Regions from separate parts of the Homo sapiens genome. Here region 2 is linked to region 1. A link is a contact called in ENCODE Hi-C data. All regions are on one chromosome and are shown on one strand. The core of a region is the stretch at or near the end of the contact, and the rest is flanking DNA. Distances in the headings are between cores, read along the strand shown. Region 1 overlaps IKZF1 (IKAROS family zinc finger 1). Region 2 overlaps VOPP1 (VOPP1 WW domain binding protein).

Evidence for each region. A loop is a pair of places that touch in the nucleus more often than their neighbours do. Pooled maps may share reads with other maps.
Region 2: a loop to region 1 is called in a pooled map, with 3 times the contacts of the local background. The contact joins two enhancer-like sites. A Hi-C loop is called at or near these places in 3 of 37 single-sample maps with no recorded cell type and 2 of 50 pooled maps.

What each region holds. Positions count from the first base shown.
Region 1 is chr7:50,328,580-50,331,945 of GRCh38, reverse strand. All of the region lies in intron 3 of IKZF1 (IKAROS family zinc finger 1), which reads right to left. Among named protein-coding and RNA genes, the nearest start is that of IKZF1, 26 kb to the right of the region's middle. Within about 2 kb of position 1,533, at least 8 of the 41 ENCODE cell types and tissues checked have a DNase peak (open chromatin) inside an H3K27ac peak, as active enhancers do.
Region 2 is chr7:55,556,121-55,559,486 of GRCh38, reverse strand. All of the region lies in intron 1 of VOPP1 (VOPP1 WW domain binding protein), which reads left to right. Among named protein-coding and RNA genes, the nearest start is that of VOPP1, 15 kb to the left of the region's middle. Within about 2 kb of position 1,491, at least 3 of the 41 ENCODE cell types and tissues checked have a DNase peak (open chromatin) inside an H3K27ac peak, as active enhancers do.

The sequences.
Region 1 (3,366 bases), core at 284-2,783:
TCTGATGACTAAACTCTCCTTGCCAAAAGGAGAGTAAAGACCACATCTCTCCTTTAAGTCTAACTTAAATTCTTCAAGCAACACTTTAAATCCTTTGTTTCATTTTCTTCAGACCGGGAAGAAAATGGAGGCCAACTGAGGGCTGCAGGGCTGCTCTGCCCTCTGGCTCTGTCTCCTTCTCCCCAAACTTACACACAAACCTAGAATGTTCCTTCCACACTGAATGAAGCAATGAGGTGTGAAACCATTATTTGTTTATTCTGGGAGTGACTCACCAATCAGTATAACTTTGCACCCTCCTCATAGGGAACTGATTTCCACCATTCCCATCAATTTGTTTATTAATATGGTCTGTTATCCTTGTTGAGATTAGATTTGTCTAAAACTGAAGGATGCCAGTGGTCATAACAGCTCACAGCTTTCCAAAAGTGTTCCTTGTCACTTTCTAAAGCAGACACTCTTGCAATCTATTATTAGCAAATAATTTCCCACTTTTTTTTTTTTTTTGCATCTTTTAGCTTCTCACCATTTCTCCTTGAAATTTCAACAGTGGCAGCTCGACTTGAACTTGAGTCAGGTGGCGGCCAGCACCCTTACTCTGTCCTTTAGTCTTGCCCTATTCTAACAAATTCTTCCTTTCTCTTTTGGCTGTTTTCAGTTTGTTTATTCTTTGGACCATTTTTTTTAAAGTAAGAAATCCCTCTTCTATCCTTGGTGCTGGTCATCTGTTCTCTCCCTTTTCCCAAGTGAAGCTACGATAGCTTCATTTACCCTTCTTGTAAATCTTTGAAAGTTCTATTTTGCACAAGTTGCATTTCTTTTTTCTGTCCTTTTTACTTTGTGTCTTTGCTACTCTGTCTTCAACAAATTATGTCTATATATGTTCCATCTAACCCTCAAGGCCATTCTGTGATGCAGGTTCAGTTACTATTGCCACCTTCAAAAGAGGAAAGTGAGGCTCAGAGAAGAAAAGCCTTGCCAGAAGCTCCAGGCCAGGGAGGAGAGGGCCTGGACCTGTCCCTTCTGAGGTGTGCCTTACCCACAGGGCACTCTCCGCCCCTGCTGCTCACCCTGCATTTCAGCAACTCCATTTCCTCCTCTCGGCCCCACTGCTTCTGTCTTTTCATTTCCTGCTGTGCACTCCTTACAGTCCTTTGCACTGATGACTTATTCCCATGGAATAATGTGATGAAATATGGTACCCAGGTTATTCCCTTTATCCACGAATTCCCCTACCTTTTTATATTGTTTCCTAATGTTCTCTACATACTTCATTTATTTAATGCTGTACACTACAAATTAATGAACAGCCTGTCACCACATATGAAAGCTGGCTGGTTTCCTTCCAGAACCATGGAGGGTGGTCTCTAAACTCAGCTCTGTGAAGAGCCCTCTCTTCCCTCCATGTCTCCTTGGGCACTTCGGTCTTGTGGAATCCTCTCCCTCCTTCACTTCCTCTTCTCAAGCCTCTCCTTTGTGTCGTGCCTGGTTTGTCATGTAGGCTTTTGCATCTTTTTTGCTTTCTTTACAGTAACCTATCACTCCTGTGGCCTCTAGCCCCACTGAGGAGCATTCAATCTCCCAAATCATCTCAGTGCCCACGTCACATGGCTGTTCCCGCCTGTCCACAGGGCTGCATCAACTGCTATTTACAAGCAAAGCAAAGAGGTTTTCTAGGGTTTTTAAATTTCACAATTCTGAAATCATATTTTCTAAATTACATCCTGAAGGAAAAGTAGACTGAAAATCATGTCAAACATGATAAAGGGCAGGGCCAGGACCCATGGGCTATGACAAACCCGCCCCTGACTCCAAGGTGACACCTGTGCTGGGGGCAGCTGGGACCGAGGGCAGGACTTTGAACCAAAAGACAGCTCTGGGAACCCATCAGTAATGCCAACCAGATACTGGGTGATCTCCCACCCAGGAAAACCCACCAACAATATGACGTCCGTAAGGGACAGGATACTGACACTGTTTTGAAGGCACGTGTGCTATTCTTCACTCTCCAGGAATCGGCCTGACTTTCAGTTCTCTAAAGATGCCCTAGCCACGATGGCTCACAGCCTCTAAGGGCAGCTGCAGGGATTCCAGGGAGAGCCCATCTCTTTCTCCACAGCGACCCGAGCTGGCCTCCTCACTCTGACATCCAGGCTCTCTGTTCATTTACATGGTTAATGGATCATTTCTTCTGGTTCAGTCCCTGAGCCTCTGTGTTCTTGGGCAGGGTGTGAGCATCTGTTTGCTCCTGTGTTAAGCAGGAAGAACAGTACCCTTGGCGCTGGGTGCTTCAGGGACTAAAAAAATCAGGGAACATCACCACCCAATGACTATTCCTGTGCCACTTTTGCAAACTTTTATCATATCTATGTACTACTATTGACTTGATGTTTTTATTTAAACTGATTTTTTAATTTATATGAATGTGTTTTGAAAGGAACCCTCGTAGTGGTACAGTGCATGGTAAAACCAGTATCACTTGCAATACATAGAAGACAATCTCAAAAATAAATACATAAATTAAAATGAAACATGATCCTTTGCATCCCAACTTTGGAAAACCCTGAAATGATATATGTATCTTTCTTTGGTAGAATAGAGTAGATAATTCACAAGTTCATTTCTCTTCCCCTCTACTTTCCACATATAGTAGCCATTTTCCAATAGGGTAAAATAATTCATAAATGTACTTGTTTTCTGGATTCATCTACACCAAATGGCTTTAGCCACCATCTTTATCTGTTTGTGCCATTAACTGTGCTGCTGAGTTAAAAAAAAAAAGAACCATTATACCTAGTCCACTTGGTTTCTAAGACACATAAAAAACATACAAAATATGTTTTCTTTACTTTTTCTTTTTTTTTTTTTTTTTTGAGATGGAGTCTGGCTCTGTCATCCAGGCTGGAGTGCAGTGGCGCAATCTCGGCTCACTGCAAGCTCCGCCTGCCGGGTTCACGCCATTCTCCTGCCTCAGCCTCCCGAGTAGCTGGGACTACAGGCGCCCACCACTACGCCCGGCTAATTTTTTGTATTTTTAGTAGAGACAGGGTTTCACCGTGTTAGCCAGGATGGTCTCGATTTCCTGACCTTGTGATCCGCCAGCCTCGGCCTCCCAAAGTGCTGGGATTACAAGCTTGAGCCACCATGCCCGGCCCAAAATATGTTTTCTATACATGTAGATAAAATTCAGTTATCACATTTTCCCATTATTGCATTAGGATGTCCTATAGACATACAGTTGTGATTCTCATAAGCCTGAGAATTTTACATACATGTTCCCTCCTTGGCTATGGGGGCTTATGTAGCTGACCCACATTGATCCAGTCTACCTCATTTTACCTGTATGTCCTTCATATTCTTTTATGC
Region 2 (3,366 bases), core at 242-2,741, 5.2 Mb before region 1:
AATCACGACATCTGGGCCCTGGTCAGCTGAGCCAGGCATTAGAGTCCTTCCACTGTGGTGGCCTGTTGGTCGGCCCAATGGCACGGTCAGCGGCTGCTCTCAGGGGCTTGCTAATGGGCAGTGCTCACCTTCCTCCATAAGATGGGAAGGGTAGGCATCCTAATTAGGAGTCTCTGGTCCCTTTCTGAGTGTCAGCATGACCTAGTGATGTATTCAGAGAAGCTGCCAAGAGTGGAAGTGGATTTATTTAGTGATGATTGTCACCACTAGAATCAGTACCTTTTTAAACTCCACCCTGTTTATCTGAATTCAGTTGTGTGTATGGTTCTTGTTTTGATGGATGGCTCAGGCTCCCATTGAAGCCATCAGAGGCTCCCTCTGATGATGAGGGAGCAGACTAAAAAACCGTTACTATCCACTGGATACTTAGTGACTTATATATAGCTCAAGTTGTTTGCAAAGCTTTGGGCACAAATAAAATTAATATAATTAGGTCTTCAGAAGGAAATGCAGGATGGTATTAAACTTTTCAGTGAGGCTATCTTGTCGCTAACCTTGAACACTGACCTTTCCTTTGCTTTCTTCTTTGGTTTTTAGCAACTCTGCGTTATTATTGCTGAAGAGGGCTCAGAACACTAAAATAGCTCTTTGTCAGTCAGCTTTACTAATGATAATGATGCCAGGGTTTGGTGTTCACCCTGTAGCCATGCTGTGTTTGAGGCTGTATGTAGTCTGAAGTTTTTACTCTGTCTTTTGGGTCTTTGTCTGCAAGGAGCCTGGGGTTGGACATGGATGGATGGGTGGGTGGATCTGGGAAGTGAAGAGACTTTACAGCACCTGACACAGCACAGTAGCCTCTGGACAGGGATGCCTGGGCTCTCTGGAGGCTGAGCAGAGATGATTGGAATTGGCATTAGCAGGGTGTCTCTGGGGTGGCAGGGTCCTCTCCCCGATTAAAGCATCATCTGTCACCCCTGCAGGTGTGCACACCTGAACAGGTTAGCAGGTGAGAAACACATTATTTGTATGAGTTTTCATTTAGTTGTCTGATGGAAGTTTAAGGAACATATTAAAAATATGAAGGATATTCTTTTTCTTAAAATTCATTCTTTTGTATTTAATTTTTTTTGACATACAACAAGCTGAACATAATTAATGTATACAGCTTGATGAGTTTGGAGATAAGCATGCACCTATGAAACCACCTCCACAATTTATGCCATAAGCCTCTAAAAGTTTCCTCCTGCTGTCTGGTTATTATTATTATTATTATTGTGTGTCATAAGGTCTACCCCTTAGCAGATTTCTAAGTACACAGTAGAGTAGTGTTAACTGCAGGACCTCTGTGGCACAGCAGCCCTCTAGGACTCACTGATTTGCATAACTGAAACTTTGTACTTTTTGACAAATACCTAATTTCCCCTCCTCCCAACCCCACGCAACGCCATTCCACCCTCTGTTGAAGGGTTTTCTTGTCTGTCTGTACTTGCAATGCCCCACAGAGTACTTACTAAACCGCATATTGATTAGAACGTCTTTGGCCCTCAGTGATAGGAAACCCAATTCAAGTAGTGCAGACTTGGAGGAAGTTCATTATCTGGCATGGTTAGGAGTCCTCCTGTTGGAGGCCCCGGGCCTGAGTTGTTCAGAGGCTCTACACACCCTCTCATTTGCTCCACCTTCCATTCTGCCATTCTCTGCGGACGGTCCTGCCCTTGTGGTTGTGTGTAGGTTGCAGCAGCTCCTTACAAAATGCAAATCAGTCAGCATCCAGCATGTCTTTCTTATGTATGTGTTTTGTTCTGTTGTGGCTGGGCAGAGTTACTTGGCCCCTTCCTTTTCCCATCCCCACAATATTCCAGTATTTTCTAATGGGGCACTCATTTTGGGTGGGGTTGGTGTTAGATGGGTCCTGAAGAATCGGAATTTTCAGATTGGAAGTCAAGCCAACGATTGAAATATAAACAGACATAAGAGCCTTCTTGCTAGCATATGGGGTTTTTTTAAGTCCTTTTTTTTTTTTTGAAACATCTTATGTTTGAGTATTTTTTTAAAACTTTCCAACCTTATTTTATTTCTCCAGATGATGGTGGCAATGTGATAACCAGCACTTAGCAGGTGCTTGTTGTGTGGCAGCATTGTTTTAAGTAAGCACATGGTGTTTCATCTGTGCAGCCTTCCCACCCCTGCCCCAGGCTCCGTGCTGCCCTCCTGTCCATTTTGCAGATGAGTGGACTGTGGCTCAGGAGACTGGGGCTTTCTCAAGATTTTCTGCAGTCGGACCTAGCATTCAAACCTCAGCAGATTGACTTGCCAACCTAAAATAATGAAAGGGGTCAGAATATGATTTAAAGAGCATTTAAATAAGTACAAAGTGTGAGGTAGGCCACCCAGAAACACCAACTCCGAAGAAATGGAGTCAGTTTTCCGAAGTAGGAAGTGAAGGCTTCATTTATGTGGGCTGAGACAGTGGAGTTTTTAGCAGGATTACAACATTATTCATACAAGGTTGGTGTGTATGTTATAGCAATTTGATTGGCTCTAGGTGATGTTTCTTTTTGGGGAGGGGATATTTAACATTTTCTTAACAGAGGGTGTAATAGTCCTGGGTTTTCTTTCACCTGGTCTAAGCGAAGCAGGGCAATGAAGGGGGAGTTAATCTACAACAAGGGTCATTAATTCAGAGGGCGGGAGGCTTTTGACCCTGACATGGTTTCCCTTTAGTCAATGTACAGAGCAAGAAAAAGAAGAAAATGAGTTATCTATAATCTGAGAAACATAAATTGTAACCATATGTGACTCAGATCACAGTCACATTTCTCTCAAAGCTTGAAGTGTTTTGGGGGGGGGTTCCAACAGCTTTTAGGTTTATTTGTTTTCACAGACTTCAGAGTATGTTCTTAAAGCCCCAATGTGTGAAGTTTATATAATCATAGCATTTTTCTCTTTGAGGTTCCATCATGGCCTGTCGTGGAGGGAGTTCCTGTTGCTGGTTCACGTTATGCATTTTGGTTATTAAGAGACTGAGAAACTCCATCATGTTATCCTAAGTAATGTGTCTTTATTATAAATAGAATGTGGAAATTTGGAAGATGAGAATTTTGGCTCATGGAATCCAGAAGTGGATGAACAGGTTTGCGAACTGGAGGATGGCTTAGAAAGGAACTGGCAAGGCTCACTGTGGCCTTGAGACCTGGTGGAATGAGTCAGGGTCATTGTCCTGCTGGGCTGAACCCCTGTCTCTCCCACCTCCTCCTGCCTTGCTAGGTAGCCTGCACTCACCCAGTCCTTTGTGGCAGGCTGGGCTCAGAAGGTCTCAGAGGAAGCTCAGCAGGTGGCTGGGAGAGAGCAGAGGCTGCCCTTAGG